5 separate regions of the Mus musculus genome follow, and all the other regions are linked to region 3. Evidence: chromatin loops called from intact Hi-C (ENCODE). Cell type or tissue: gastrocnemius. All regions are shown on one strand. Links, peaks and the distances in the headings refer to the core of each region. The heading gives the core; the rest is flanking DNA. Region 1 has its middle 32 kb from the start of Slc25a4. Region 2 overlaps Cfap97 (cilia and flagella associated protein 97). Region 3 has its middle 4.7 kb from the start of Cenpu. Region 4 holds the start of Acsl1 (acyl-CoA synthetase long-chain family member 1). Region 5 overlaps Gm39168 (a long non-coding RNA gene).

Region 1 (6,064 bases), core at 347-5,346, 300 kb before region 3:
AAAGCAGCAAGCTAAAAGCTGTCTCTGTCCTCTACACACTCTCCCCACACCACGCAATAAGCCACCGGAGTAGTATAAAAATAATTCCTACCTTCTCTTTCTTGTCCATTTGATTTCACACTACTTTGTCTTGCCCAGATGGTAAAGATACCTCTTAGTTGGCCTCTGTGTTTCGTCTGCCCTCTTCCATCATGGACTTGTTCCATCATGGACTTCCATCATTTCTTGTTGCTAGATGTACGATCCTTTAAACCATAAGTGTGACCACTGTCAGTTTCCTGTTCAAAAGCTGTCATATTCCATTGATTTAAGAGTAACTTCCCAAAGACTTATTCGTGTGTGTGTTTTGCCTGAATGTGAAGCCTATGTGTGCCTGCTGTCTTGGGACACAGAAGAAAATGCCAAATCTCCTGGAACTAAAGTTGTGGGTAGCTGTGGACCACATGTGAACATTGGTAACCAAAACTGGGTTCTCTTCAGAAGCAACAAGTGTTCCAAACTGCTGAGCCATATCTCCAGTCCCAATTTAATAATAAATTCAATAGCTCTTGGCTTATTATACCAGGTCTTCCCCATCTCTCTCTCCCTCCTTTCTTTCTTCCCTTCTCCTCCCTCTCTCTCCTCTCCTCCTTTTCTTTCCTGTGTGAGGAGATCAAAGACAAATTATGGGACTCAGTTTCCTCTTAGAACCGTGTGGGCTCTAGGGACTGAATTCAGGGTCTTAGACTTGATAGGAACAATCTTGCTGAACCACAATATTTGTATTTGAAGCTGAACTATATCCCAAAAGTTTGATTATAGATTATAGTCATATGAATAAACCATTGTATTATATTTAAATAAATCCATTTTTAAAGCACCACTTACAATAATAGAAGTAAAAGATACCCCTCAAAGTCTGGTAAGAGATGCCACTAAATTCAAACCACCACATTTACCTTTTTAAAGTGAGGTTTCAAACCGACAGAAAAAGAGAACAGTAGCCAAGGCTAGATTCCTGACCCTATATGTACTTTCTATCCTGAGACATGGAATTATATATTTGATGTTGCTTTTATAGTTTTTGTGACAAGAGAAAAATTAGCCTCGCCTCTACAGTAGCCAGAGTTGGAGTCAACTCCACAAATTTATTTCAGTGTACTCTTCTCTCACCCGTCCATTTTAAAGTAAGCATTCAGTCAAGGCAACTATTTCAGTTCGGTCCTCTTTTTGTTCTTTATTTGCTTTTATCTTATGGGTACGTGTGCTTCTTGGCATGTGTGTATAGTGTCTGAGGAGGCCAGAAGCATGTTGGATGTCCTGGAGTTGGAGTTAGAGGCAGTTGTGAGCTGCCTGGTATGGGTGCTGGGAACTGAGCCCAGGTCCTCTGGAAGAGTAGCGAGTGCTCTTAAGTGCTGAGCCATCTCTCCAGCACAGCACCCCCCCTCCTCAGCTTCATTTTAAGTTTTGTTTCTATGCTGATTACTCTCTCTTTTTTTGGGAATTAAAAAACCAGTCATTCTTTACAGTACCATACACACTGGAAATCTTTAGTACAGAGACACAATACCACTGAGTTTAAGGCTGTTTGCTACTGTCTGTCCCATTAGATTTAGTGTATATGAGCTACATTGAGCTCTTTGATCCACTTGAACTTGAGTTTTGTGCAGGGTGATAAATATGAATCTATTTGCATTCTTCTACATGTAGACATCCAGTTATACCAGCACCAATTTTTTTCATTTGTTTGTTTTTTGTTTTGTTTTGTTTTGTTTTGTTTTGTTTTTCAAGACAGGGTTTCTCTGTATAGCCCTGGCTGTCCTGGAACTCACTTTATAGACCCAGCTGGCCTCAAACTCAGAAATCCGCCTGCCTCTGCCTACCGAGTGCTGGGATTAAAGGTGTGCGCCACCATGTCAGGCCAGCACCAATTTTTAAAGATGCTTTCCCTTTTCCATTTTATGGTTTTGGCTTCTTTCAGAGAAATAAGCTTTAATTTGCACTTGTGCTAAAGTGATGGGAAGTTCTGGGACCAATCACAGTTTGGTGTACATGCCATTCAATACCCCTGAAGAGTTTCATCTTGAGAGCTTGTCAGGTGTCTGTCTCTGCTTTGGGGCCAGTCTCACACTTGGCTGAAAGAACCCCAACCTTGGACCCTTGGGTTTTGTCTCTAACACCATAACACCACTTCTACCTTGGTTCTGAGCACAGGTTGAAAATCCCCAGTCCTGGTGGTTGAAGCTGGGTGTACCGATCCTGGTGGTGTTTCAACTTACAGGCACCAATCATCAACTTAGCGTTCAAACTGCAGTGCTTCAGTTCGGCATACAGTAACATGTATGGTTAGAGCAAGATGGCAGGCATACAGTGGGGACAGGGAGACATGACAGACACATTTTATACTCCCTTCCTTATTTCCCTCAGCTCTGAGGTAAGTACACACTCCCATCTTGTAGATGAAATTGGAAAGGTGGGAACCACACCCTTTTGCGAGCATGAAAATCTCGTAGCCACTAGGTGGCAGTGTGTACTCAGTTTAGACTGAGCTGTGCAGTCAGCGCGCCCATCCCTACCCCCATGTGATGGCTGGCCAAGTGCTCTTTAAAACTTTACTCCTGCATTCTAAAATTATCTTGAACTCTGCGCAACGCCCACAAACCTTAAAATGTATTTGTGACATTATTCAGTGAGTTTAACTAAGTGAAGAGATACGGTAAGTGTTGGCACGTTGAAAACACCGAAATGTTCTTAAAGTTACAACACTTAAAAAAAAAAAAAAAAAAGTCTAATTGAATGCGAAATAGGCCTCTGATAACCACTATCATCTTTCTTTCTCTCTCCCTCCTTTCCTCTCCCCCTGTCTCTTTTTCTCTTCTTCTTTCCCTTCCTTCCTCTGTCTCTCTCTCTAAATAATTTTGAAAAACAATCAATTCAAAATTATTTAATCTTTTCTAGTTGAAAATTCCTTTTTCTCTTTAAAAACTTCCATTCTATTCTTCTATTCTTTTATTCTATTCTATTCTATTCTATTCTTTCCACAAAATCATACCAAAATAACACATTTTGTGCTTTAAAAGCCAGGCTTTCTGTACTGTGCTTCAGGAAATGGACACATGAAGTTGAATGTTTTATATTTCTTGTGACCTTAAGATGCCGTCTCTGTTTTGCCCCTGGGAGACAGTCTCTGATATCCTGAACTTATTGCGCCTTTCAGAAATGGTCATAGAGAAAAGCACGATTAACTGGAAATGCATCCTAGGATACATTAGGGAGTTTTCCCTTTGGGGGAGTTCTGGTCATTTCCTCTCCCAGGCCCTGTCCACAGTGAGATTCTAAATGAGGAGAAAAAAAAAAAAACCTCTGCCTTTCCTTTGAGTAGCAGAAGCATAGTGAAAAAGCAAAGAGAATCCAGTATAGGGAATGCTTGTTAATTTTAACATGACACGGGTAGAAAAAGTTTAGAAAAAAATTATGTATTTAAACTCAATGTTTAGACATCAGTTTCCTTAGCCGGGGGTGGGGTGGTGTTAGCAATGCCTGGAGACTGTTTAGGTCCTGACAGCTGGGGGCCGGGGAGCTGACATCTGGTAGGCAGGGGACAGGGATCTGCTCTGTTCCTAAACCAACACAGCTGAGCTTCAGGAGCCCGCAAAATGTGATCCTCCGCAAATGTGTGTGGAAAGAAAAGAAAATGAAAGGCAGGAAAGGAGTCACTGCTGCTGGAGAGACGACTGGCAGAGTCTAAGACGCTTGAGATCATAGTTGCCAAGGCTAGGAATAACAGTTCCGCTGTAGAGCGCTTGCATGAGTAAGGCCCTGGGTTGGATCCCTAGCCCACCTCCAGACAGGCAGGCAGACAGACAGACAGACAGACAGACACACACACACATACACACACACACAACCCTGGAAATAATCTTCCTAGGGTTCTTCCTACTTTTTGAGGTCATTCCATTTTCTCAACAACGAAAGAAAGAAAGAAAGAAAAAAGAAAGAAAGAAAAAAGAAAGAAAGAAAGAAAGAAAGAAAGGAAGAAAGAAAGAAAGGTAGGAAGGAAGGAAGGAAGGAAGGAAGGAAGGAAGAAAGAGTGAGAGAGGAAGAAAACCTAGGACTAAAACTAAAATTTTATAAATTTTTGTAATATACTCATTTTTATTGGCTTGAAAAAATAAAGAAAAAATGTCTTACCACTTAAATGATATGCATAGAGAGTAATAAACAGAACCTGTTTTATATAACCCCACTTTGCCTAGATAATGGTAACTAAATAGCATTACTTTATCTTTTCAAATACTGTATGTTGGCCTCATTATTTAATTTATATAACACTAATAATAGAAACATAAAACATTACTACAGGCTCCCAAAGTGCCTACTTGACAGTTGTAGAGCTGTTGTTTTGTTTGTGTGTTTTGAGGTCAGGCATTACTGTGCAGCCCTGGGTGGCCTGGAACTTACCATGTAGCTCTGGCTGGACTCAAACTTGTGCATTCCTGGGATGAAGGTGTGAACCACCCTACTCAGCTAAGAGAATCCTTCCTAGTATTTAAAACTGATAAACCTAGCATTCTGGAGGCCGAGGCAGAAGGATCGGAAGTCTGAGACCAACCTGGGCTACAAAGAATCTTATGTACAAAAATGTATCCTGGAGATATAGCACAGTGGTAGAGCACTTGCCAAACACAAATAAGGCCTTGGGGCTCAATCTCCAGCACTGAGGAGGAAAGAGAGAAAGAGAGAAAGAAAAGAAGGAAGGGAGGGAAGGAGGGAGGGAGAGAGAGAAAGAAAAAATAAAACAAAACACTCCCCTCACATAAAACCCTAGTTTTCTAGTATGTGTATATAGTAGACACATTACATATACACTTTCAGTCATAAAAGATCTTCATTGGGCTACATAATTTTCTAGACTTTAGAACCAACTTTTAGAGAGTTTTGACAACTGCCAAGTTAAAGGGAACCCCAGCGTGCAGAATTACACTAATTACAAGTGCTGACACTCCCCTGGCTGGAAGTCAGTTCTCTCCCGCCCACTCTGTTTTCCCTCTTTCAGAACTGAGACCCTGTAGGGACCCGGTGTTACATCGTGTCACCTGGTCCTGAGGTCTTGTCGTGGTGTAGGCAATCAGTGTCCTGCAGTATTTGACTCTGTCTGTGCCACAACTGGTTTGTCCAAACCGTTAGACTCTGAGGCTGTTTCCAGCACTGGGGTAGTCTGGGCCAAGCTTTGATATGCACTCATGCAGAGGACTTTGTAGGGACATGTGCTTTCCTTTATTTTGGATAAATATTTAGAACTAGAATTGTTGGGTTGGGTGGTAAGCATGCGCCACCAGTCTAGATCCTGGTTCAGTAAGAGACCCTGTCTCATGGAAACAACATGGAGAGTGATAGAGAAGACCCTGCGTACACACATGTCCATACTGCATACATCACCCACACTCAGACATATTACACCCTCAAATAAAGAAATAAACAAAAGTTCGTCTTAAAGCAACAACCATTTTTCCTTTTCCTAACACTGTCCCTCTCTTCCCTAAATAACTCTGCTAAAAGAAGTTTTGGTGTTTTTTTTTGGGGGGGGGGTTGTTTTGTTTTCGTTTGTTTGTTTGTTTGTTGTTTTTGAGACAGGGTTTCTCTGTGTAGCCCTGGTTGTCGTGGAGCTCACTCTGTAGACCAGGCTGGCCTCAGACTCAGAAATCCACCTCCCTCTGCCTCCCGAGTGCTGGAATTAAAGGCGTGCACCGCCACGGCCCAGCCCAAGAAGTTTTAAAATATTAAAATTTATTATTTTTGTGTGTGGACACACAAGCTACACGTGTGGAGCTGAGAAAACAACATTGTGGAGTTCATGCTGTCCGTTCACCTTTTTGGGGTTTTGAGGGTTGAAATCAGGCGTCCCAGTTACGCAGCAACCACCCACTGAGCCATTTCACTGGTCTGAAAGAATATCTTTTGAGGGTGCTGGAGAGATGGCTCAGTGGTTAAGAGCACTGACTGTTCTTCCGTAGGTCCTGAGTGCAAATCCCAGCAACCACGTGGTGGCAACCATCTGTAATGAGATCTGATGCCCTCTTCTGGG
Region 2 (6,064 bases), core at 584-5,583, 360 kb before region 3:
ATAAGCACCTGAGCCAAACCTAGCCAGACCTAGGTAGTCTCTTAAATAAATAGAATTGTAAACTAAAATTAGACTTCTGTAAGTTTATAAGGTCAGCTAAAATGAATGTTAACGCTGTTGAGATTAAGGCAGTTCCAGAGCTGACCCTCATGCCTCCTCACCAGTGTGCGTCTGTATAAGACGGCCTGGTGACACCATTGCTATCCCCAAGGCATCCCACACATAGCCAGGAGTGGGGACCAATAAAGTCATTGAAATGAGTTTTGTGTGTGATGAGCTAGCTGCACAGTAGCCTTCTGTATATCATGTTAACCATGTTTGATTCATATTTTGTGAAAATGTGGAATTACTAATGTCACAAACATTAGTTTATTTTTTGTTTTCATGTGTCCATATGGATATGAAGCCTTTTTTAATTGGCAATTTTACTTCTGTTTTGTAAATGTTAGGTCATTTAATCCTCATGTGGTCATTTAATCGCATGGTATGGTGGCATGAGAGAAAATGAGACACTGAGTAGGACACAGTAAGGCTCGAGGTCAGACAGCAGGGAGCAGAGCACAGATTCAGGGTTAGGGTATCGGGTTTGGATTACTTTAAAAAACACACAGTTTTAAGTATAATCTGCATGCCGTATCTACTTCAAGATTACAGCTCACTGAGTTTTACTATCTTGTTTTTACTATAACTTATCGCCATTCCTATTTCCCTCTGGTCCTTTCTTTATGAATTTGTTGATTTTAGATATTTTATGTGAGTGGATGACTGCAATATTGTAGCTAGCTTATTTCACTTTAATGTATTTTCAAAATTTATCCATCTTGTAGCATGTATCAAAACTTAAACAATTTGAGATGTATTTATTCTATATGCTTAGGGGTGTTTTGCCTGTGTGTGTGTGTGTGTGTGTGTGTGTGTATGTATGTATGTATGTATGTATGTATGTATTTATGCATGTCTGCATCATATGCATGCCTGGTGTCCATGGAAATCAGAAGAGGGCATTGGACACCTGGAACTAGAGTTACAAATGATTGTTAGTCGGCTTGATGGTGCTGGGGAATCAAACCCAGGTCCTCTGCAAGAGCAGCAAGTGCTCTTCACTAGTAAGTGGACTCTCCAGCTTCTTGTATCAAAACTTTTTAAGTTGATTGAGATTCCCCTGTAAGTGTGTAACATTGTGATTATACCCTTTGCTGGTAGACACTCTAGGCAGTTGTAATAGATGGACACTGACGTTAAACTGTCTGTTCATGTCTCTGCTTCATTTCCCTTAAGTGTCGAAACTGGAATTGCTGGGCCACATGCTAGTAATTCTTTGTTTCATTTTTTTTGTTGTTGTTGTTGTCTTGTTTTGATATTGAGATATGGTCTCACTGTATAACCCAAGCTGGCCTTAAACTTCTATTTCTCTTGCTCTTCCTTTCCAGTGCAGGCACCAGGTGTGTGCTTAGCTTTTTAAAGAGCCTGGACTTAACAGATGGAAAATCTCAGCCCACTAGTGTCTGACTATGCATTATATTCATATGAATATTCATAGGTGAGGACTGTCAGCAGCTTCTTAAAGCTTTCACTATTCCTCCAGCAATGATCTTTTTGTTTGTTTCATTTTGTTTTTTTGAAATAAGGTTTCTCTGTGCCCTGGCTGTCCTGAAACTCACTCTGTAGACCAGACTGGCCTCAAACTCACAGGGATCCACCTGTCTCTGCTTCCCAGAGGGCTGGAATCAAAAGTAGGCACCACCACACATGGCTTCAAAAGTGAAGATTTAAAAGCAGTGGGAAACTGCCAATATTTTATTCTTCTTTGCTCCATATACATTGTAACTTACATATGTAAACAAGTATTTTTTCCAGTGTAACTTGTTACACATCAGAACATGGCTTTATTCAACTGACTGTATATGATATTGCTATATTTAATTTTGTTTGATTATTCATTGGTGCTGCAGGTCAAATCCAGGTCTTGGAAATGCTGTCATTGAACTATCAGAGCCACAGCCCACAAAGTCCTGGCATGTCAGCATGTAATCAGCCCATGTGATAAGATAGTTTGACTTTTCTTTTTGATGAGCTTAGAACTGGTGTATTTTTGTGCTATTATATATAGTTTTCATGTTTCCTAACTGGTTATTTGTTACTTGTTTTTATGTTTATTTTATATCCAAACCCTTCTTTATTTTTCTGTTTATTTAAACATTTTCTCTCTCTGTCTTACCGTGGATGTGAAGACATTGGATAACTTGAAGAGTCAGTTCTTTCTGTCCACTGTGTAGGCTCCAGGACCAAGCTCACCTCTTCCCAAACTTCAGAGAGCCATATTGGCTTTAAGTTTTCCTACAGTGTGAGCTAATACTCGGTTTAATCTGTTTTCTGGCTGATTGATTGTGGTTGTAATGAATGCTTGTACACACATGCATGTAGTTATATCTGTGGCTGGTATATGAACAAACAAGGTCCATTGTTTGTCATGATTATTAAAACACACGCACACACACACACACACACACACACACACACACATTAGCATACTGGACTCCAGGAGCTGCATGAATAAACTTAAAACAGTAAAGTACTATGCAGAAGTGTAGACTATAAAATGGAGCCCTAGAATTCAAAGCAAATTGTTACTATGTCCCACTAAATTTCAAGGTCTATCCTCTGTTTCAGTGGGCAGATATTAGCATTCTTCTCTTTAGATACTATATCCAAGTAAATCAAGGGAGTACAGAGGAGATGCTAAAGTGTTGTTGCTTGTTCAGTCTCCAGCAACAAGGAAAGGAGGGAGGGTAGAGAGAAATACAGTTTTGCCAGCAGAGGGCGTGCTTGCTTCATACTGACTGTTACCGCAAGACTGTTTCCAAAACAGGGTTTTAAGTCCTGAATCTTGAAATTCCTTGTGGATGGATGGATGGATGGATGGATGGATGGATGGATTGGTGGGTGGATTGGTGGGTGGATTTCTTTGCTAGCATTTAAACATGTTATGTTTCCTTTTTTTTCTCAGAGAGACAAAAATAGACATAGCAAGAGAGTTCTCAGAAGGATACTGGTGTGTTGTTTCATTTTAGCATCTAATGAGCTTATTTCACTTTTCGAATTATATGTCAGGTTTTCCCCTCAGGTAAAAGAGCAGGGGCTTGCTTTCAACAATGTTAGGGATGAAATAAGCCTCCCCCAAGTGGTCACAAGCAGTCTACAACTTCAGTTAAAATTTTTTTTTTTCATTTTGCTTTTTAAGGTGTCTCTGTCTCTCACGCTGTCCGTCTCTCACTAAGGTCTGTCTGTCTCCCGCTCCCTCTCCCCGCCCCTCCTCGCGTGGATAAGAGTTTTAAATCCAGAGAAGTAGATTTTTCTGCTTCTGAATTTCCTATTAACTTTTTTTTAAACTACAATGTTTCATAAAGTTTCAGATCTAAAAGCATCCAGTGAAGACTCTGAGTTTGCTGGATGGCCAGAACCTTCCACTGAGGTCTTGAATAACTTATAGTTCACTTAGTGTTATTTTCCTCTTTCTGCGGTTACCATCCTTCTGTGGCAGACAGAGAGCTGACTGCGGCTCAGTAGGACTCCAGCTGGGAAAATGTGAGATGCCCTTGCCTCTACTTTCCCGACTTTTGGATACTTGTTACTTTTTTTTTTTCACAAAGATGAATAACAGTGGTTCTAGACTTAATCTACAAGACATTTATAAGATGCCAAAGAGAAAGGTGGTAGGGGAGTCTTAGCATTGTTTTAAATCTAGGCTGTTCTGGGCCCCAGAGGTGGCCCACACCTGTCATCCCAGCACCTGGGAGGTAGAGGTAGGAGGATCAGGTGTTCATGGCTTCCCTAGGCTACGCTGCAAGTGCAGGCAAAGCCTGGACTACATGGGACCCTGTCACAGAACAAATGGCAGGAGAAAATGGTAGCATTGAAAGCAACACACCTTCAACAATCAAATCTATGCTCTTACCTTACATTTCTACAGAACGTTTTCAACTTGGCTGTTTTTCTCATTGTCAAGGAACTTCCAAATGTCATTTTTAAAATCTTTTGGGATATTAAAATAGTATCTTTATAAGCCTTTTTGGTTTGTTTCTATGTACAGAATTACAAAGAACTACCCCTTATTTTTAATATTTTCTGGGTTTTTTTGTTTTTGTTTTTTGGGGGTGTTTGTTTGTTTGTTTGTTTGTTTTCGAGACAGGGTTTCTCTGTGTAGCCCTGGCTGTCCCGGAACTCACTCTGTAGACCAGGCTGGCCTCAAACTCAGAAATCCACCTGCCTCTGCCTCCAAAGGGCTGGGATTAAAGGCGTGTGCCACCACCACCCGGCTTATTTTCTGTGTACCATGTAAGACTATTTTTTTCATAATTGGTAACAAAATGCAAATTCCTATCAATATTTTAGAACATTATGAAACCGAAACAAAATATTACTTTGGGCAGATTCTGTGTGTACATATCTCAAGACCCAGACATATAGTTCTGTAAATGGCTCAATGACATTTAAACTCGTAACATTAAGTGTGGACAATGAACCCTTTTCTCAACCGTACCTATTTTTTATTAGATATTTTCTTTATTTACATTTTAGATGTTATCCCCTTTCCTAGTTTCCCCTCCCACTGCTCCCCAACCCCCCTCCCACTTCCTGGCCCTGGCGTTCCCCTATACTGGGGCATAGAACCTTCACGGGACCAAGGACCTCTCCTCCTATTGATGGCCAACTAGCCATCCTCTGCTACATATGCAGCTAGAGTCATGAGTCCCACCATGTGTTTTCTTTGATTGGTGGTTTATTCTAAGGGAGCTCTGAGGGTACTGGTTAGTTAGTATTGTTCCTCCTATGGGGCTACAAAACCCTTCAGCTCCTTGGGTACTTTCTCTAGTTCCTTCATTGGGGACCCTGTGTCTGCATCCAATGGATGGCTGCTAACATCCACTTCCGTATTAGTCAGGTACTGGCAGAGCCTCTCAGGAGACAGCTATATCAGGCTCCTGTCATCAAGCACTTCTTGGCATCTGCCTAGTGTCTGGGTTGGTGGTTGTTTATGGGCTGGATCCCCAGGTGGGGCAGTCTCTGGATGGTCCTTCCTTCAGTCTCTGCTCTGAACTGTGTCTCTGTAACTCCTTCCCTGGGAATGTTGGCAACCGTACCTATTTCTTAGACTTTATCACGTGTTGCTGTAGTGCTCACTCAGTTCAGTCACTGCCTTACCCATTCCTTCAGAAATGAGAATCAGACAATGAATTTGTTCCCTCCCCTCCAGATGGACTAACATCCCTGTGCTCCCAGCTCTCAGGATTCATGCTCAAGGCCAGCGTGAGGCCAGCTGACCTACGGAGGGACAGCCTATCTCAAAAATCCAAACAGAAATCAGTGACAAGGAATTGAAACCATGGGACTGTCAGAATATTTAAAAACGCAAGCTGAGCTCTGAAGGGAAAGTATAACCTGAGCTGTTGGTATATCTATGACCAATATTGTTCCCCTACTAGGAAAAAAATACACATGCACATATAATTTTATCAGATTAATTGAAAATGCCGAGATTTCTGTTGCATATAGTTTAATGAGTAGTTATTCAGATAATCAGAGAAATCCACAAATAATATCTTTGCCCAGTAAAATGTATTGAAAGTGTGATGCCTAGGATTTTTTGTGCAATTACAAGTAGGGGAGATTATCATTTTAGAAAAAATTGTTACCTACATTGTATAGCTTCTCTGTCTACAAAGAAAGATTGTATGTTACTTTAGAAAGAGTGCAGATAGACACTACAGTCAGGCGGAACTCTGAGCTCAACAAGAACTCATTCTAGCTGTTAAGACTTCACTAGGCAGTGGCTGCTGCTCCAGCTTTTTTTCTTTTTTAATTTTATTTGTAATTTATTTTTTATACTCCATATTTTATTCCCCACCACTCCACTCTCACCCTCTGACTGGTCCACACCCTACACCTCCTCCCCACCACACCCCATCTTCCATGGATGCCTCCACCCTCCACCCCATCTGACCTGTAAACTCCCTGGGGCCTCCAGTCTCTTGAGGGTTAGGTGCATCATCTCTGAATGAACATA
Region 3 (6,064 bases), core at 489-5,488:
ACAGAGTGAGTTCCAGGACAGCCAAGGCTATACAGGGAGACCCTGTCTCGAAAAACCCAAAACAAACAAAACAAACTTATTCTTACGGGTGAGATAAGTCAACTCAAGCCGAGTTAGAGTACATAAAGGCAGGTTTATTGGGAAGTTGCCCTCGCGCAGGTTCACTGCTCCCAAGGAACAAGGCCAGGGAAGTCACCATGAGGAGGGAGAGAGGAGTGAGGAGAAAAGATGCTCACTTGCAAAGAGACAAGAGAGGAGAGAGACCCAAAATGTCTGCATTTTATAGGAAAGAGTTTTTCAGGGAGGGGAAGCCCAGCCCCTTGGCTGGAAAGTTCAGGGTAGAGGGCTGGGTATTCCCTGTAACTCTTAGGGACTGAGGGATGCTGGGAGAACTTGGAGGTCAGGTCCACACCGGTAGTTAAAATACACGCCTCAGCCATTTGTCCCCGGTCAGAATCCCAGCATGGAGCTGAGCTGACAGTTCTGTGGAGCTTGGGTGATAATGTCTGTCGCTAGTCTCTGCATGTACTGTGGGAGTAAAGAAATGGAGGACACTTGTCTACACTTGCCTCCAGCCTCATCTTTTGCCACTTAGTCAGCTCTGCTTGGGCCATGCTGACCATCCGGTTCCCCAAATGCATTACACTACTGTTTCCAGCACAGACCTTGTGCGTTATCCTTGCCTGGCAGACACCTACTTCATTAGTTACATTGTGTTCAGTTTCAAACCCCCAAAGGGCTGAAGTGCCTTTTTTACAATTCAAAGCAGACGGGGCCTCCAAATTCTCCCAGCATCCCTCAGGTCCCTACTTGTTATAGGGTATGGGTGGCATACCTCACTCTTACCCTGAGTTCTCCAGCCCTTTTCCTTCCCGAGGCGCTTCCCTATATAATCCCGACATTTTAGCTACCTACCCTTTTTGTACCTTTGCCTCTTGCCTGCTGCACCAGGTTTCCCCTCCCTCTCCTTTTCCCTTCCCCTTCCCCTCTCCGCACATGGCCCAGTCAGTCTGGTCACATTCACTCTGGACTTCCAGACCTGTCTTCTTGGAATGCTCTCCCTTTTATCTACAATAAATTTTCTCCCCCTCCATACCTAGGGGCAGTCATGTTCTAGGCATTTATTGCATTTATTTATTTATTTATTTATTTATTTATTTATTCAGAGCGTGGGAATCAATTCTTCCAAGAAAGCTACAGTTTTGCAAGCCCAGAGGATGGACTGCTTGTATGGGGCAGTGGAGAGTAGGGAGGGCATTGTGATCTTTTATACTCAGTAAACAAGGTTAAAGGGTTGTGAGGTGCTGGCCATGAGGGGCGTAACACAGCAGGGGAAGAAGCCACCACTGAAAAAAAGAGGGTGTCATGTGTCAACCAGGAAGCCATTTGCTGGACGCTTTGCTGGTGGCACCTCTGGCCATTGAGGCTGTTCACATCCTCGCCTGAACAGAGTTGGGTTGTACGTTTTGTTTGTTTGCTTGCTTGCTTATGTTTGAGACAGGGTCTTACAGTGCAGAGTCTCTAGATGACTTAGAACCCACTGTTAGCACAGGCTAGTCTAGAACTCACTGAGCCCTAGCTGCCTCTGCCTTTCCAGTGTTGGCTTTACAGATGAGCACCCGTGGGTCTGGCTGCAGAAAGAGTGACTGACTGAGGGAAACTGCCCGGGACCATTTGAACAGGGCCAGCTTTGCGACTGTGCAAAATCTCGGGGTTAATCAAAAGTCATGTCACAATGAGCAAGGTTATTGAAAATGTTAAATGTTTAGTTTCCTACTAAGTTGAAGTTCTAGGGATTGAGCCCAGGGCCTCGAGCATGCTAGGCAGTGCTTTCTTGGTAAACTACATCTCCTGACCCAGAAGACCCAGGAGGTCCTGACCATAGCTAGCAGTAGCACTGTGGAGACCCCTCTACTGTAGAGATTTTCTTCTCATCCTTCTTTTCTTTGCTTTTCTCTCCTTATTTCCCTAAGAAAGTCCTGTCCTTTCATTTCCCTCTCCCTCTCCTGTTTTTTGTACTTCCTTGATTCTTTTATATCAGTTTGGATTATAATACAGTGGTCGGAAACCGGAGAGTAGGCTACTCTGAGGCTAGAGAAACCCTGGATTTGGGTGGAGTTTCTCCCACCAAGGTTCCATCCGCAGTCCCCTCTCAACCCTCCAGGGTGCTGGGAATGGAATCTGAAACACGTGAGATTGCAAACTGCTGGCCTGATTAATTTAGCCATGGGGGCTGGCATGGTTCCAGTTGGGGCTGGAAAAAGTAGGCCAGTATTAGTTACATAGCAAGTAAGATTAATGTTTTATTTTGTTTTGTTTTGTTTTGGGGGGGAGGGGGCAGCGGCGCTATTGGTAAGCATGTGACATGTGAATGTGTCTAGGGTCCGGACTGTTGGGCATCTTGGAAACACCTTTCTGCCCTCCAGTTTTAAGACACAGAATGTCACCTCTTCCTTGCCTCTTAAAGGGAACAACTGTGGGCAAGTGCCCCTCCCTCCCTGGCTCTCCTAAGGACTGCAACTTGTTTTGCAATGTCACAGCTACAGATGGTCGGTCAGCGGTTGGTCTGTTTGAAACAGATAACAACCTTTATTTGTGAGGTTGGAAGTTTGGTGCCTACTCAATGTTGAGGAAGCACCGTAGGAAGGGAAATAACAAGGAAATTTGGCGGTCTTCTCTTCCTTTCCATGGTATAAAACCAGACTCTGCACCTGACATGGTAGAGGCCAGAGACTCAGGACCTCAAAGTCATCTCCAGCTATGGCAGTGAGGTCAAGGCCAGCATGGGCTATATTAGACCCTATAAATAAAGTTTCATGTGTGTGTGTGTGTGTGTGTGTGTGTGTGTGTAAGAGAGATGAAAGTATGTGTGTGTGTGCGAGAGAGAGAGAGTGAGTGTGTGCTCATGCGAGCACTCCCGAGAGTGTGTGATGAAAGAAAGATCAGACTTTTAAAGGGATAGTAACAGGAAGGCCTTTCCTAAGCTATAGAAGAATAGAATTCATGTAAAGGGAGAAAGAGTTAAGCAACATCAGTCCTTGATCTTAACTGGTCTCCAGTTACAGTTGGAAGTCTCCAGTCCCTTTTCTTTTTCTGCCCTCTAGTGGACACTGCTGAGCAAAAATCTGACAACCATTTTCTGCCCTTCAGTGTCCTGCCTAGTGTCCCCATGTTCTTATTGTCCTCATAGTCCCAAAGGGGAAATAACAATCCCATTTAAACGTCTGCTACAAATTCAGGATACAGACCAATGTATACATCAAACTACTCTACAGGGAAGACGAATCTTCATGGGGACCCCCCCCCCCCGACACACACACACAATCAGTTTATTCCAAGCATTCAAGGGGCTTTGTGGTATTTGTTGTTTTGCTTTTAGTTGTTTTTAGGCCTGCCTGCCTGCCTTCCTTCCTCCCTTTCTTTTCTTTTCTTTTCTTTTCTTTTCTTTTCTTTTCTTTTCTTTTCTTTTCTTTTTCTTTCTTTTTTTTGGGGGGGGGGTGGGTTTTAGTTTTTCAAGACAGGGTTTCTCTGTGTAGCCCTGGCTGTCCTGGAACTCACTGTGTAGATCAGGCTGGCCTCGAACTCAGAAATCCGCCTGCCTCTGCCTCCCAAATGCTGGGATTAAAGGTGTGTCTCACCTTGCCTGACTGGCTTTGTTTTGTGAGATACCCTTGCTCTGTAGCTCAGGCTGGCATAAGGCTTGAGATTCTAAGCACACATTAGGAGACTCGACTTACTTCCCTTTGCATTATAACAGCAATGGCCTTTTCTTCAATTTTCTAAACAGGAATATATGTGATTTAAACTTCCACAGCCCATTCTACAATAATCTCTTCTCAGATGTCATTAAAGCCTGCTCCCATTGTTCCAGGTCACTCTGGACTGAGGCAACACCGCTGTCTCCACCTCTGGGTCCTCAGCCCCCTTTCCACTCTTATCTCCTTCCCCCTGGCAACAAACATGGGCTTTCATTCATTACCCATGAGCTGTACATCAAGACTGGTGAGGTCAGTCAACATTTACCAAAGGTAGGCAGTGGTGGGCAAGGCACATCTCAATACAGCTGCCATGTGAACTAGAAAACACTGGACACAGCCTCCCTACAACACAGCCCACCATTCCCTTCATGGGATGTTCCTCATGGTTGAATCCTTTCTCAAGGTTGGACCCTCCTTGGCTCCTCCCCTCTCCTGACCCTTCCACTAATCGGTCACCTTGTAGCACCACATTTCTGCTCCTCTGTAAGGATAAGTGTCCTTCTCTTCCTACCCTAAGCTGGGCTGTACTCTGGCTTTACCTCTTGGGAAGCTCAGGTACTCTGGTTTCCATTATCAACACAACCAGCCAATAGAAGCTTTTAAGTCATGTTTCCAGGTTGAATTGCTATGCCGGCTCGCCCATACAATCAGCTAGAGCTAACCAGGAGTCTGTGTTACACACTGGCCTGCTTTAACCATGCCATGACCAGCCTAGACATCACCTAAGAGCTCCTGCCCTCTGTTCTTCTCTCCCTCAACCAGAGATGCACTGCACTTTGTGGGTGTTGAAGAAAAATAGCCTCATAGAGTGGAGCAAAGCTGAGGCCAGGTGTTTAAATATGGAGATGAGGATTTTAGTTTTCCTGTGACCAGCTTGAATTGTCTGTCTCAGCTTTGGAAGCAGTGGGCTTGAATTGTCTGTCTCACCCAGTTCCTGGGGGAACCTATGCGATTCCAGGAGGTTAGGGAGTAGACTGTCTATCTCCAGCCACAAGAATTGGCTTTGAGTAGCATGATTGTTAATGCTGACATGTCTATGTGCCCACAAAAGCTGTTTGTTTATAAATAGCATTTCAATTAGTACTCTGACTGGGTCTGGTGGTCCAAGCCTGTAAACCCAGCTAGTCAGGAGGCAGAGGCAGGAGGATCACAAGTTCAAAGGCAGCCTGAGCAACTTAAGTGGGAATACCTTTCAAATTAAAAGCAAAAAGGGGGCCTGGGAGGTAACACCATTGTAGAGTGCTTACCTAGCATGCATAGGGCCTATGAAAAAGCTTGAGCAACATAGACAGGCACATGTATGCTGGGCCTCTTCCTGAGGATTCTGGGCTTTCACACTGAATGAATGAATGAATGGATGGATGGATGGATGGATGGATGAATGAATGAATGGTGGAATTCAAACCTGAAACACAGCATAGCTGCCAGGTACAGACCTGATCCAGAGCCTTGGCTCAAGAAAAGGCAGGCAGATCTGTTAGCTACTGATGGGGCTGTTCCTTAGTGTTGATAGACATAAAATGGGGTTATGGTACCCACCACAGAGGGCTACTTAGAGCATTCAATGAGCTGATAGAAATTAAACACTTAGAACAGTGCCCGGGTCAGAGCAAATCCAGGTGCTGGTTCTGGTGGAGGTGGTGGAAGTGGTGGTGGTATAGAACCCAGCCTGAGGTTAAGGTTGATGAAAGGTCAAGACAATGTCCTCAGAGCTCCAGTGACCTCTAGAAACTTGGGATCAAACAGAGAAAGCAGCGTGACAGGCATCCTATCCTTGGACGTCTCCGTGACACAAACTCAGAACTTTAATGATTTAAACCTATCTGGATGAGTTTTGCTCGTTTCCACTGAGGGAGGAGTCCCCTTCCTGTTTGAGCACCCGAGTGGTTTCTTTTTTCCCCAACTCCAAAGCATAAAAGGTTTATCCACATCTCCCTTCCCAGAAAATGGAGTTACCTCTGCTCTCTATAGTATGCCAGTTTTCCATGCTTCCAGGAAGCCCGTTTCTACCCATCCATGAGGAACTTCCTGCAATACCCACAAGGTGATCTGCCCTCCTCTGGCAGTCATCCAGATGGTTTCTGGGTAATTGAGGACGCACACCTTTCGATGACGAGGAAACAGAAATAACCTTGAGGGAAACGCACGTCATAAACACAAGCGTTTCATCTCAGTAGACAGGAGATGTGAAACTCTTTAGAACTTACTGAGTAGGCAGAGTGGAGGGAGGGGTAAAGAAAACAGTCTACAGTTCACAAAACAATGTACAAAACCTGGTGTCATGCAAAGCTGACCACGACTACATC
Region 4 (6,064 bases), core at 597-5,596, 77 kb before region 3:
GTGTGGTCTCCATGCAAATATTCAGTTTTATGTCCAACTTTATATTTGCAATTTTCTTAAAGGGGCTTCCAGAACTCTTCCAAAACTGTATGTGCTTCTTATTCTCAACCCCCCCCCCCCACACACACACCACTAATTGGCATTGATCACACATGAATGGCTAGAAATATCCAATTAAGCAACTGACTACCACCAAGTACAAATACTATGCCATATCTTAATAGAGACATGAGAAGAGTTGGGACAGCTTCCGAGGATTTATGAATGTGCTGAATCGTTTTCTGTCAACTTGACACAAGCTAGTGTTAGACAAAAGGAGGAAACATCAGTTGAGAAGAATTCTTCTGTGAGATCCATCTGATTTTTCATGACTGATTGATGGGCGAGGGCCCAGCCCATTGTGGGTGGTGCCATGCCAAAGCCGTTGATCCGTGTGTATGGAGCGTCATTGCAGTTGATGACTGTAATGAAACTTTAGACGTGAGGCCACTGCCAACCTGCCAGTCAGTCTTTTTTCACCCAGAGAACTTAATCTCTGCCTAGTTTTTCTAGAAGACTGATCAGTTGATTTTTTTAGACAGATACAGATTTGAGTATAGCTGGAGTTAGCCACATTTTTTAAAAAATCAGGTCAAATGGAACAGAGGCTAAGCAACAGAGAAGAGACTCTAGCTTCCATAGAGAAATCTCCCAATTGACTCCTCTATGCTTGGCTCTACAAAATGTAATATCCCTGCATCAGGATCTAAATAGGTCTAAATAGGAATGCCCCTATGGGCTCAAGCCATGCCCAGTGGATCTCTCTCTTCTTGCTGCCTACTGATCCAGAACTCTCAGCTACCTCTCCGGCACCACGTCTGCCTTCCTGCCTCTATGTTTCCTGCCATGATGACAATGGACTAAACCTCTGAACCTATAAGCCAGCCCCAGTTAAATGATTTCCTTTCTAAAAGTTGCCATGGTGATGGTGTCTCTTCACACCAATAGAACACTGATGACGATACAGGGCTTGGATCCAACTTGAGATATCTAACTTGGGGATGAATGTCTTACCGTGGGATGTGATGAGGCAAGAGGCTCCCTGTCAACTGCCAACAGGTAACCCTTCCTGTGTTGGAGAATGACATCTTAATGGAGACTATCAAGTTAAAATTTAGGGCCTTAGGTTGGGCACTCATGCATATGACTGTGCCCCTTAGAGATTTAGACCACACACTGGAAAGGACGGTTGGGGGAGGAGACACTGGGAGTATGGCATAGAAAGGCAAGGGGCCAAGACAGATGTTTGCAAGTCCAAGAGAGACCTGGAAGAGTCCTTTCCTTTGCAGACCTCAGGAACAAATCTTGACACCTCACTCTTGTAAGTCACCCAAACAGTGGGACTACATATTTCTTTTCTTGAAATCACCTCATTTCTGGTGTGTGGTTGCATGGTACTAGAAAAGGATTGTACTACAGAACCTAGAAAATGCCTAAGGTAGCCCTGGGCTGAAGATTAGATAAGGCATGGGCTTAGCTTCCAGTGACATGGCTAAATGCACAGAGATATATGGGACCCACCATAGCGCCTTCCTCCTGAAAATGAGGAAGCATGCCAAACACACTTGCTCCTTCTGTGGCAAGACCAAGGTGAAAAGATAAGCCATTGGCACCTGGCATCGTGGTTTGTCCATGTAAACAGTGGCTGGCAGGGGGCCTGGGTTTTACAATATATCTTCTGTCTCAGTCAGGTCTGCCATCTGAAGACTGAAGGGACTAACTCAAAGACCAGTAGGAGCATTACTGTTCAAGATTTACCTAACCTGCAATAAATGAATTTATGTTAACAAAAAAATAAAAAGGAGAGGAGAAAAATGAGTAATATTGCAGGTGAAGAGAGACTCAAAGAAGCCAAGATGTAGTCAACTGAAAATGAATGGAGTCTCTTTCTCCTTATAGACAATAAAGTCTTATAGACCTGGAAGATAGTAATCTCAAGGACCTAGAAGACTCGGTTGCTATAGTGTTTTTCAACCTTCCTAATGCTGCCATGCTTTAATATAGCTCCTCATATTGTGGTGGTCCCCAACCATAAAATTTTCATTGCTGTGTCATAACTACAATTTTGCTACTGCTATGAATTGTAAATATCTGTTTTTCCAATGGTCTTAGGCGGCCCCTGAGAAAGGGTCATTCAATCCCTCCCCCGCCTCCCCAAAGGGGTTGTGACCCCCCTAGATTAAGCAGCGCTGATATGGCAGCTGTTTGTGTGAGGATTGCCTCACCAACATTGGACAAGGAGCCTCAGACTCCACAGGAGGAAGGCCAGAGACACCCAGGAAAAGTCCTTATTCCTTGATGAGTCAGCTTGAGTATACTTGTGACTAGAGGGAATGAATCATCTCCCAAGAGGGTAGGGGAGGCCTCTGTGGTTATAAAGGCCATGGTTTAGAAGCAGATGATCTTGAATTCTAAGAATGGTCCCCCCCACCCCCTTTTCTTTCCCCCGAGACAGGGCTTCTCTGTGTAGCCCTGGCTGTCCTGGAACTCACTCTGTAGACCAGGTTGGCCTCAAACTCAGAAATCTGCCTGCCTCTGCCTCCAAGTGCTGGGATTAAAGGCGTGCGCCACCACTGCCCGGCGGCCATGCCCTTTCTTATACCTGACTCTGCCCTTCAGTTTCCTGTTCTACAGAAGAGGACCAAAGGTGGTACCACCTCATAGGGTTATGGACATTATAGTTGATTAACAGTGTCACCTAGTAAATGATATGTTATTAGAGGTGTTCTGGCAATAATTGTCCCTCAAATTTAAGGCAATATTAGAAAGACTTCCATCTAATGCTGGGAGCAAACCCTCCTGTACCTGGATGACTGTCTTCATGCAATAGCATGAGGTGAACCTGGCAACAATTATATTGACCTTTTTTTTTTCCCATTCAAAATGTTAGCATGATCTACATCTTACCTTAACCACACTGACCAGTTCTGGACACTGAGCAACAGTGATGGCTCTAGTATTTAACCTTTTAAAAGATTATCTTAAAGCTTTGGGGTATCTTTAAGATTTTTTAAAATGACGTTTGAAGAAGGGTTACATGCGCACATGGTAACTCACAGTCCTGAGGATTGAGAATTGCACTTCAGGCTTTGTGACAGGCATGGGCTTTAACCCAGTGAGCCATCCTACTGGCCTTGCATTGGCCGTTGGTAGCCCTTAAAAGGTTTTCCCAAGGGATTTGTCAAGTCTACAGAGCCAAGGCTGAGCAGGGCAGACAAGCCTTTAAAACTTGGCAGGTGGACACCGTCCTTGAGCAACGACTAAGTCTGCTTTTCACTTGAACCACACAGGGGCCTGGGTTGTCCAGAGATGCCTCATGGCCAGGATATTGCGGAAGTCCTGTATTCCTAGCCAAGGACTGTGGCGAAACTTGGTGTGGGGACCGTGGTGAAACTGGATTAAAGGGGTTCGTGTATATCTGTGCTAAAGAAAGATGGGACTTCTTCAGCTACCGTGGTCCCTCCAAGCAGAGAAGCAAGCAGAGAGGCTATGCCAAGGTGTCAGCTGTGGAAGAATGTTAAGGATGGAAGAGCTAAAGGGCACCTGCAACATTCCATAGCATCACATTATCAGGGTTCAGGAGACTTCCAGATTTACCCTTTGCCCTACCTCAGATTCGTTGTGAAACTAGAGGGCAGTTTGGGTGACCTTAGTGGCTTTTGCTTGCTGACAGCCATGCTCATGGACCTGAGGGAGGCCACGCCCACCTTGCGGCTTTGGAGGGAGAGGCGGAGTCAGCAGGACTGGGCGGGACCTGAAGGAGGACTGGGCCTTAAGGGGCGGGGCAAAAGACCGAGGAGGCGCGGCCGGAGGGGAAGGACTGGAGCTGGTGGGCGTGGCCTGAGAGGCACCGCGGGTCTGAGGGGCTTGGATCAGCCCAGATAGGGCGGGGCTTGGGAGGCGGGAATGGCGCCGATGGGGCGGGACCTGAGAGGAGCGGTGGGTGTGATGGGGCGGGACAGCCTCGACCTGTGCGACAGGAGGGGAGGAGCTGGCGAGGGGGAGTGGGCGCGCTAAGAGATGGGGCGGGGAGGAGCCTGCGGACGGGGCGGGGCGGCGTGGCACGGCACGCGCACTACCAGCCGCCCGGCCCTGCTGCTGCTGCTGCAACGCCGGTGGCGCAGCCAAGAGAGCAGCTGCGGCCGCGACTCCTTAAATAGCATCGCAACCCGGCGCGGGGCAGTTCGTGGATTGCAGTGACAGCCGCCTGTGGAGCAGCCCGGGCAGCGGAGGAGGTGAGTGCGCCAGCCGCGAAGGGCCGCGAGTCGGCCAAGGCGACCCTAGCCGGGCCGAGACGGGAGAACCTCCCCGCGGCTCTGCGGGACGTTCCGCTTTTCCGGCCTGGGCTCCACGGCCTCGTTTCCCTCGGCTTCGGGAGGCTCTGGGGCCGCTCCGGCGGCCGCCGCTTCCGGTGCCGGAGCCCGGGTTCCCCCGCGGGCCGTGCGCGCGCGGGGCTGGTGCACCGCGGAGTCAAGAGGTTCCTCTCTGCACGGTCCCTGGCTGGTGTGGCGGCTGGGACCTTCCCTCCCCGGCTCAGGTGCCGAGAGGTGGTCCTGCTTGCTGGGGACCCTGGCGTCTCCGCCACCGCATCCCTCGTACCCCCAGAGGCGGGGATTGTGAGGCGCGCACTCACCGCGCGTGGACACGGACTGTCCCGGTGCCGCTCTGTGACGTGCCCCTGCGCCGAGCGTTCGAGGAGGGTCAGAAGCAGCGCTCAGAGCCCGATGTCATAAGTAGAAATTCTCGCGGTGTCTCCAAGAGGAGCTCCCAGAGCCACTACACACAGTGGTGATGGAGTCATTGATTTAAGGCAATCTGGCTTTTAATTTTTTTTTAAATTAGGGAGCAAAAATGATATTTATCACCTTGAAACGTAGACCCCGAGTGCTGATACAGGACTTAAAAGATCACATGGATTAGAATCTAGAGAAGGCAGCTCCATCTAATCACTGCACTATGCCCGAGCTTACAGACCATCTTGCCACACCGCTCAAGCTCATGGTTATGGAACCTAGTTAAGAATGGCCGTTATGAAAATGCTTCCTCTTGGAACTGTGAGTATCCATCTCTAGTCTTCCCTTTAAGGACTTGACATTTGATTATGTTTCTGGGATACACGTTTCAAAACGTAATCTGTGGTTAGCCCAATGAAAATTATTAGCGTAACTCAGAAATCATCCAAACCCTTCTAGTTCACCAAAGTTAAGAACTGAAGGTCTGCAATGGGCAAGGTTAAGAATGGGAGCAACGGAAAGGAACCATCGGTTTGGAGCAATGTGGTGAGGTGTGACAACAGAAAACAGACAGGGCCGGATCCTGGGAGATGTTTTTTCTTGTAGTTCAGCTGAAGGAAATCCCTTTGTGGTGGGAGGCTGGTTCTTTGTAAAAGGTCTGCATTGAGATCTTGAGCTAAAATTATATGACTGGAGAAGGTAAAAAAAAAAAAAAGAAAAAAAGCAACACACCTTATTCACTTACCTCTTCTAAATTTACAGTAAACAGACAAAACTTAAAACAAAAACAAAAAACCCCTCCCCATTCGTGATTCTAAGCATTTTCACATGTTTCCTTCCTGTCTCTGTTATTTATATTTTATCAGTGTTTTATTATTATTACAGCCTGACTGAAATCATGAGGCCTTGGAAATTTTGACATTTAACATGCGTGGCATCTGGCACAGTGGGGACAGGTTATCTATTTATACCATACAGGTACTTTTCAGCTACTCAGTTCCTGAGTTAAATGTGAAGTCACCAAATGCAAGCCAACATGTCACAGTGTTGTGAATTAATGTCTTTAGCACATCTTTAGTTTGGATATGGCTATCTAGAACTGTGGAATTCCATGTTTGGAGTAAGATCTGGTGGTTGAGTCATTTACCTGTAGAGATTGTGTCTTTCTCCCTACGGCCTTGCTGGCCTTGCTGTTGTTCTTAGACTGTGGGATGCCTACCCTAACTTCTAGACGTTTATCCTCATTCTTTTTAGAGTCATTTAGTTTGTAAGCTCAGTTTCATTTGATGGGT
Region 5 (6,064 bases), core at 413-5,412, 240 kb before region 3:
CACAGACATCTCCAAGCACCTGTTCTGAGTTAGCTTGCACGTTCCCATGACTAGGCCGTGGTGTCTGGATATCCAGTTAATCCCAGATTAGCTAGAGCAGAGAAGGTATGTCCTAAGCATCCTTGTGGTCAGTGGACACTTGTCATCTTTTAGCATTTGTCACGTGAAGGTCCTTGCTTGCTTGGTTTCCATGACATCATAGAGAAGAGATCTCTCGCCTCTTCTCAATCTCTGTTGAGGATTTTTCTTCTTTTTTCTGTTGGTCTTCTGTGTGCCTCCAGAGTTCTGTCTCAAGCTACCTGGGTCCTCTTTTACTTTTGCATTCAGTTTAAGAGGTTTTCTTTCTTTCTTTTTTTTTTTCAAAAAAAAAAGATTTATTTATTTTATGTATGGGAGTACACTGTCACTCTGTTTAATTGGACTCCATTACAGATGGTTGTGAGCCACCGTGTATGTGGTTGCTGGGAATTGAACTCAGCACCTCTGGAAGAGCAGTCAGCGCTCTTAACTGCTGAGCCATCCCTGCAGGCCCCAGTTTAAGAGATTTTGTGAATGACAGATTTTCACCTGTCACTCCCTTCCTCATTTTACTTCAGCAATTCTGCTTCTGCTCCCTGCCTGTGTTTCTCCTGACTAGCAGACAGCAATTTCCATCTCTCCATTTGGGTATACTTGAGGTAGATTAGCCACACACACCAAGCCATTTAGGGCTGGGTCTAGCCTCCTCCTCCCTATACCTGGTGATAATTCCGTGCTGACATCCTTCCATTCACGTCTCAGTGAATTGAGGTTCTACATGCAGATGTCCACCAGGGCAGGCAGAAAAGAGGGGCTCCCTTTTTTCAGTTTCCAAGCGCTATTCACTCTGTTATTTAAAAAAATGTGGGCAGGAGAGATGGCTCAGCGGCTAAGAGCACTGGCTGCTCTTCCAGAGGTCCTGAATTCAAATCCCAGCAACCACATGGTAGCTCACAACCATCTGTAGTGGGATCCGATGTCTTCTTCTGGTGTGTCTGAAGACGGAGACAGTGTACTCATATATATAATAAATCTGTAGATGGAACCCAGGGCCTTGAACATACATTTTAAGCAAGTGCTCTCTAAGTGAATCATATTCCCAGCCTAGTTTTTTGTTTTTTGGGTTTTTTTTTGTTTGTTTTTGTTTTTTGAGAAACAGCCTTGATATATAACTAATTCTGGACTTGAGGTCAAAATTGCCTTGCTTCTACTTCCTAAATATTAGGATTATAGGTGTCTGCCACCACCCCTGTCTAGTTCATACACATCTTCACCCTTCCCATCAATGAACTCCCTGCCTTGGTCCCGTTGCTCAATCTCCATTCAGATGCAATGGAGCAGCGGGCTTGTCTCACACCTCTGACATCCATTTCCTTTCCCTTCGTGTCCAAAAAGGGTCCGAATAGAGCCGAGTGTCCCATACCTCAGATCCTATCCCTTTCCTCCCTTGAGTTTATTGATGGTCCCTACTGGTATCCAAACAAAGCCGAATGGGCCTAAGGTCCTTTCTGGAGATCTTGGTTGGGCAGCCTGGATGTGTGAGGACAGTCCTCCTGGCTGTCTCTCAGTTATGTCTTCCTTTCCCATCAAGGTTCTGCTCTTATGTGTGGATAGGGCCCCTGCCCTTCAGTCATAACTCAAAGTATCCATGGTATATCCCTGTCAGTTCTTATGAAGCTATCAGTCAGCATCATTCACATGTATAGCCCAAGTTTCTAACAGCTCTGGGTACATCGATTCCTCCTCTTCTTCTTCCTCCTTCTCCTCTCCTTCCTCTTCCTCCTCTTCTTCAACTCACTTTTATTTTATTTTTTCGATTCATTCATTCATTCATTCATTCATTCACTCATTTACTTTATATCCCAATCACAGTGTCCTTCTCTTCCCAGTCCCCCTCACACCACACTTCCCCCAACCTCTCCCTTCACCTCTGAGAAGGGGGGGGGAGTCCCCCCTGGGTACCAACCCACCCTGTGACCTCAAGTCACTGCAGCACTAGGCACATCCTCTCCCAGTGAGGCCAGACAAGGCAGCCCAGTTAGGAGAATGGAATTCACAGGCAGGCAACAGAGTCAGGGACAGCCCCTGCTCCAGTTATTGGGACCTGCATGAAGAACAAGCTGCATCTGGGGGCGGCTAGGTCCAGCCCTTGTATGCCCTTTGGTTGTCTCTGGGAACCCCCAAGGGTACAGGTTAGTTGACTCTGATGGTCTTCTACGGAGTCCCCTCCAGCTCCCCCATCGGGACTATCCTTATGTCATGGTTACTAAGATTCTCTTGCTGTCCCACACTCATTGGTAGTTTCTCCTCTTTTGCTGTTGTGAACACAGCTTCCTGTTCAGGGTTCCCTGCAGGGCTGTCCACATCCCCCTCCCCTCCCTCGGTCTCTCACCTCTTCCTACACATCTCAGACACATCTTCCTCGTAGGAGAGAAGTCTCCTCGTGTCTTGAATATTTCTTAATTCTATATGCTCTTGACAACTGGTTTGTTCTTCAAAAATGGACTCTAAAGCTCTGGGCGCTGTGCCCTGATCTGGAGACAAGGCAGGAGAAAAGCTGGTACCAGGAATCCACAATTCCTGGCTTGCCTCTTTCTCCTCTGCTTTGGGGATGTTAGCCAGCCAGTGCCAACTCTGGGCTGGCTCCTTTGTTTCTGGCCTTGGTTTCAGGTTTCTTCTTGTGACACTGAGTTACACGGAAGAAAAGAAGGAAGGACCATTTTCTGTGAAGATATGGCTTCAATTGCCAGATTTCTATGAAAATGGTTTCCTATGAAATCTTCATATCCTTCCTACCTCTGTTCTGACAGAGCCAGGAAAATGGGCCGGGCCTTCTTTCTACTGCGTTCTATATTTATCCCCATCCTCAACCCTGGCTTTGCACGAGAAATCAGAGCCCTCTACAGACCTTTCCACCCAAGCTCACAACAGTCTTCTCCTTTTTAATCAGTCACTGAAAAATTTCCCACCCCCAAATTGACACATTCGAGGAAAAGAAGGTCTTCTCACCCATGAGTTTATTTGCGCAATGAGCCTCGAAGAACATTCTAGTAATTGTGTGCATTTCCAGGATGCCACAGAATTTCACTGAAAAACAATAAAACTAGATTAGTTTCCCCCCTTTCCCTTAGAAAATAAGGGGAGTATAGGATTAGACCACAAGCATATTAGTAAAGGGGATGGGGCTCTGATGACACACCTGACACCCAAGCTTAGTCAGATGAAACTGCTTCTCTGTATTAGTAAGTTGTGTTAGTATCTATCGTTCAAAAGCATAGATTTTTAAATCTTAATTGTTTTGCTTGTGTGCTCACATGGGTGTGCCTGCCGTTGTACGAGCAGTGTAGACACATGGATGTGGTCAGAGGACAACCTTGGGTGTCAGTTCTTGCTTCTTGCCTCCCTTTAAATGAAGTCTTCATGCTCGCTGCTTCACAGGCTAGGCCAAGAGGCTCGTGAACCGCTAGAGCCGCATGTCTTTGCCTCCCATCTCCCGGTAGGGGGCGCTAAGAACACAGACGTGGGCAGCTGCCTCCAGCTATACATGAGTTCCGAGGAGATCTCTCCTCCATATTTGTGCCCTAAGTACTTTTTACCCACTGAACTACCTCCTGGCCTCTAAATACAGTTTTAAAGTACATTCAAAAAGAAAGATTAACAAGGTAGAAGAGAACTGACTGAAGTAACTTTCACTGATCAACCTGTCTGGGAAGTGTTCTCATGTCGTGGTGACCCCCAACCGTAGCATTATTTTTGTTGCTACTTCCTAACTGTAATTTTGCTACTGTAATGAACCGCAATGTAAATATCTGTGTTTTCTGATGGTCTTAGGCGACCCCTGTGAAGAGGTTGCTCGACCTCCGATGGGCGCGCAACCTACAGGTTGAGAACCACGGACACAGATGGTCTGCCCAAGGCTGCATGTGGAACACAGGCTCATTTCGCTTTTTTTCTGTTAGGTGTCATGGGCCTGTGTCTGTTAACCCCGTTTTTTGGGCTCTTTCCATATAAAGGAAATGCTAGGAATCGTTAGTACAGCAATTGTTGTGAAGTCACAGCTGGTTCATGCAAAGTTTATTGTTCTTTGCCGGCAGCACCCCTTTATAATCAGATCTCTTGTGTTTACAAGGATATGGAAGGTTTTCAGGCAATTTAATGAAAACCATTTGGTCAGTGTTTCATTTGTAGAAGGGCAACTTGCCTAATGATTGATTCATTGAATTTATCATGTTTTGTAGTTGGATAAATTTGCTACTCATACTGATGTCTTTCGCTGTAAGCAGAGTCTTCTGGCAAGGTTTCATTAACTGAGATTCAGTGTTGTCTCATAATATTTATTATGTTAGCTTCAATTTATTTTATTTTATTTTATTTTATTTTATTTTATTTTATTTTATTTCATTTATTAGTATTTCCAAACCCAGGTTTCTCTGTATAACAGCCCTGGCTGTCCTGTCACTCACAGAGATCTGCCTCTCCCTTCTAACTATTGGGATTAAAAGCGTGGGCCACTACTCCCAGCTTAGCTTCAGTTTTGTTTAAAAGCTATCAGAATAGAAGTAATATAGTTCCCTTATGAATGACTATAGTTAAAAACCAATAAGTCACATTTATCATCAGGAACTCTACCTTAGAATTTCAAATGAAAAAATAAAGATTACCCCTTTAGTTTGGATAACTTTTTGTGGAGCTATCTTTCTCCTCAGTCCCCACTGGTCATTTCTAACGGCCATACTAAAATCTAAAGTTTTGTATAATTCCAAGTTTCCCCATCATCTCTAGTTTAATTCTTATTTTTTTCTTATTCTGCATTTTAACCTTTTAGAAATATTTCTTTGATTGTAAATTATGTCTCTGTGTACGGGGGTAGGGGGAAGCTATGTGCAGGAGAGGAGCCCAGAGAGTCCAGAAGAGGTGTGTGTGGGGTGTCAGGTCCCCTAGAGCTGGAGTTACCTGTGGTTGTCAGTCCCCAGGCATGGATGCTGGGAACTGATGAACTAGAGTCCCGCAAAAGTGGCATGTGCCTTTACCTTTTAAAATATTTCTCTAGCCCCCTGCACGATTGTCTGTTTATATTTTAATTATTTTGACTCTATAGTCACAATTACTTTGTTATTATGATATGGTAGATTAAACTTTAGGCAATATTCATATTGTCTTCTATAATAACATCATGAGGTTTTAGACCCTTGAAAACACTCACCTGCCCACAACGAATATTTCTGCCAACCACCAGCGCACCTACATATTGCTATGGCTGTTTGTTTGTTAGAATCCAGATGTGTTTGTACAGATTGCTCACTGACTGGAGTAGCTTATCAAGTTAGCCACTCACTGATCTCTTCCACGGTCCTGTAGTTACAATTCAGTAATAGAGTCATAATTTGAAAGCGGTAGTGTCGTGTATCACCCGTTTTGTAACCTGCTCATCAAATGTCAGCGTCTTCAGTCCACATGTGAGGTTCTGAGGGTCTTGCTCTTTTGCATAAAACATAAGCAAAGCACTCACTGGATGAACTATTTAACAAACTGGTGAATTGTGGAAATCAACAAGGCATGGGTTAAGTTGAAGACAAATGGAAGAAAGATGCAGGGTCTGTGACTTTGTGATTAAATCCACATAGCCTGTCTCACTACACTGTCATCTAACACACAGCACCTAACTGTCAAATGGGTGACAGCACCTTACTTTCAACACCAGGAAGACCAGAGGACCAGAGGACCAGGAAGTTATTTTCCCCTGCAATCTCAACAGTACATCTTGCATCCTCATGGACTTCTTAGAGGCCAGGGTATCTGATGACATTGTCTCTGGCTTAGCTGCTCATTATTTGTAGTTAGAATATTGGTTAATATTTAACTAAGATGCTTGGACAAAAGTTCAAGTTCTATGATACCATTGCTGTATGCAACTCTGTTCTGTGGTGGTCCAAAGTGTTAGAGAGCAGGGTCTGGCATCCACAGTAGCCTTGGTGGTCCAACCTGAGGCACAGGTTAAGTTGCCCAAGTACTAGCTATGTCAACCATATTAATGAAATTTGATCAA

Evidence for each region. Peaks named below come from ENCODE experiments on the same cell type or tissue, not always from the same donor. Only the 100,000 strongest peaks of a DNase experiment are listed, where the experiment ranks them.
Region 1: a loop joins it to region 3, with 7 times the contacts of the local background. A loop is called at or near these places in 25 of 42 quality-filtered maps.
Region 2: a loop joins it to region 3, with 5 times the contacts of the local background. A loop is called at or near these places in 8 of 42 quality-filtered maps.
Region 4: it touches region 3 in a loop (2.2-fold over the local background); 13 of 42 quality-filtered maps call a loop at or near these places.
Region 5: it touches region 3 in a loop (17-fold over the local background); 39 of 42 quality-filtered maps call a loop at or near these places.

Annotation. Positions count from the first base shown.
Region 1 is chr8:46,239,593-46,245,656 of GRCm38, forward strand. No RefSeq gene overlaps it. Among named protein-coding and RNA genes, the nearest start is that of Slc25a4, 32 kb to the left of the region's middle. In gastrocnemius, for the core only: a CTCF peak has its summit at 2,488 (motif pointing right); a DNase peak (open chromatin) is centred at 2,501; H3K4me3 peaks cover 321 bases.
Region 2 is chr8:46,182,746-46,188,809 of GRCm38, forward strand. All of the region lies in intron 3 of Cfap97 (cilia and flagella associated protein 97), which reads left to right. Among named protein-coding and RNA genes, the nearest start is that of Cfap97, 22 kb to the left of the region's middle. In gastrocnemius, for the core only: a CTCF peak has its summit at 2,800 (motif pointing right); a DNase peak (open chromatin) is centred at 2,820; H3K27ac peaks cover 583 bases.
Region 3 is chr8:46,544,380-46,550,443 of GRCm38, forward strand. No RefSeq gene overlaps it. Among named protein-coding and RNA genes, the nearest start is that of Cenpu, 4.7 kb to the right of the region's middle. In gastrocnemius, for the core only: CTCF peaks have their summits at 2,154 and 3,102 (motif pointing left); DNase peaks (open chromatin) are centred at 2,232 and 3,111; H3K27ac peaks cover 1,576 bases.
Region 4 is chr8:46,466,957-46,473,020 of GRCm38, forward strand. Acsl1 (acyl-CoA synthetase long-chain family member 1) reads left to right here and starts at 4,081. Exons shown (of 21, transcript NM_007981.4): 1 at 4,081-4,274. It overlaps Gm31050 (a long non-coding RNA gene), which reads right to left and starts at 4,094. Exons shown (of 2, transcript XR_378936.3): 1 at 3,649-4,094; 2 at 3,035-3,543. In gastrocnemius, for the core only: no CTCF peak of the experiment used is centred there; DNase peaks (open chromatin) are centred at 3,383, 3,911 and 4,624; H3K4me3 peaks cover 2,082 bases; H3K27ac peaks cover 2,805 bases.
Region 5 is chr8:46,307,843-46,313,906 of GRCm38, forward strand. All of the region lies in intron 3 of Gm39168 (a long non-coding RNA gene), which reads left to right. Among named protein-coding and RNA genes, the nearest start is that of Gm39168, 9.2 kb to the left of the region's middle. In gastrocnemius, for the core only: no CTCF peak of the experiment used is centred there; a DNase peak (open chromatin) is centred at 3,518; H3K27ac peaks cover 1,039 bases.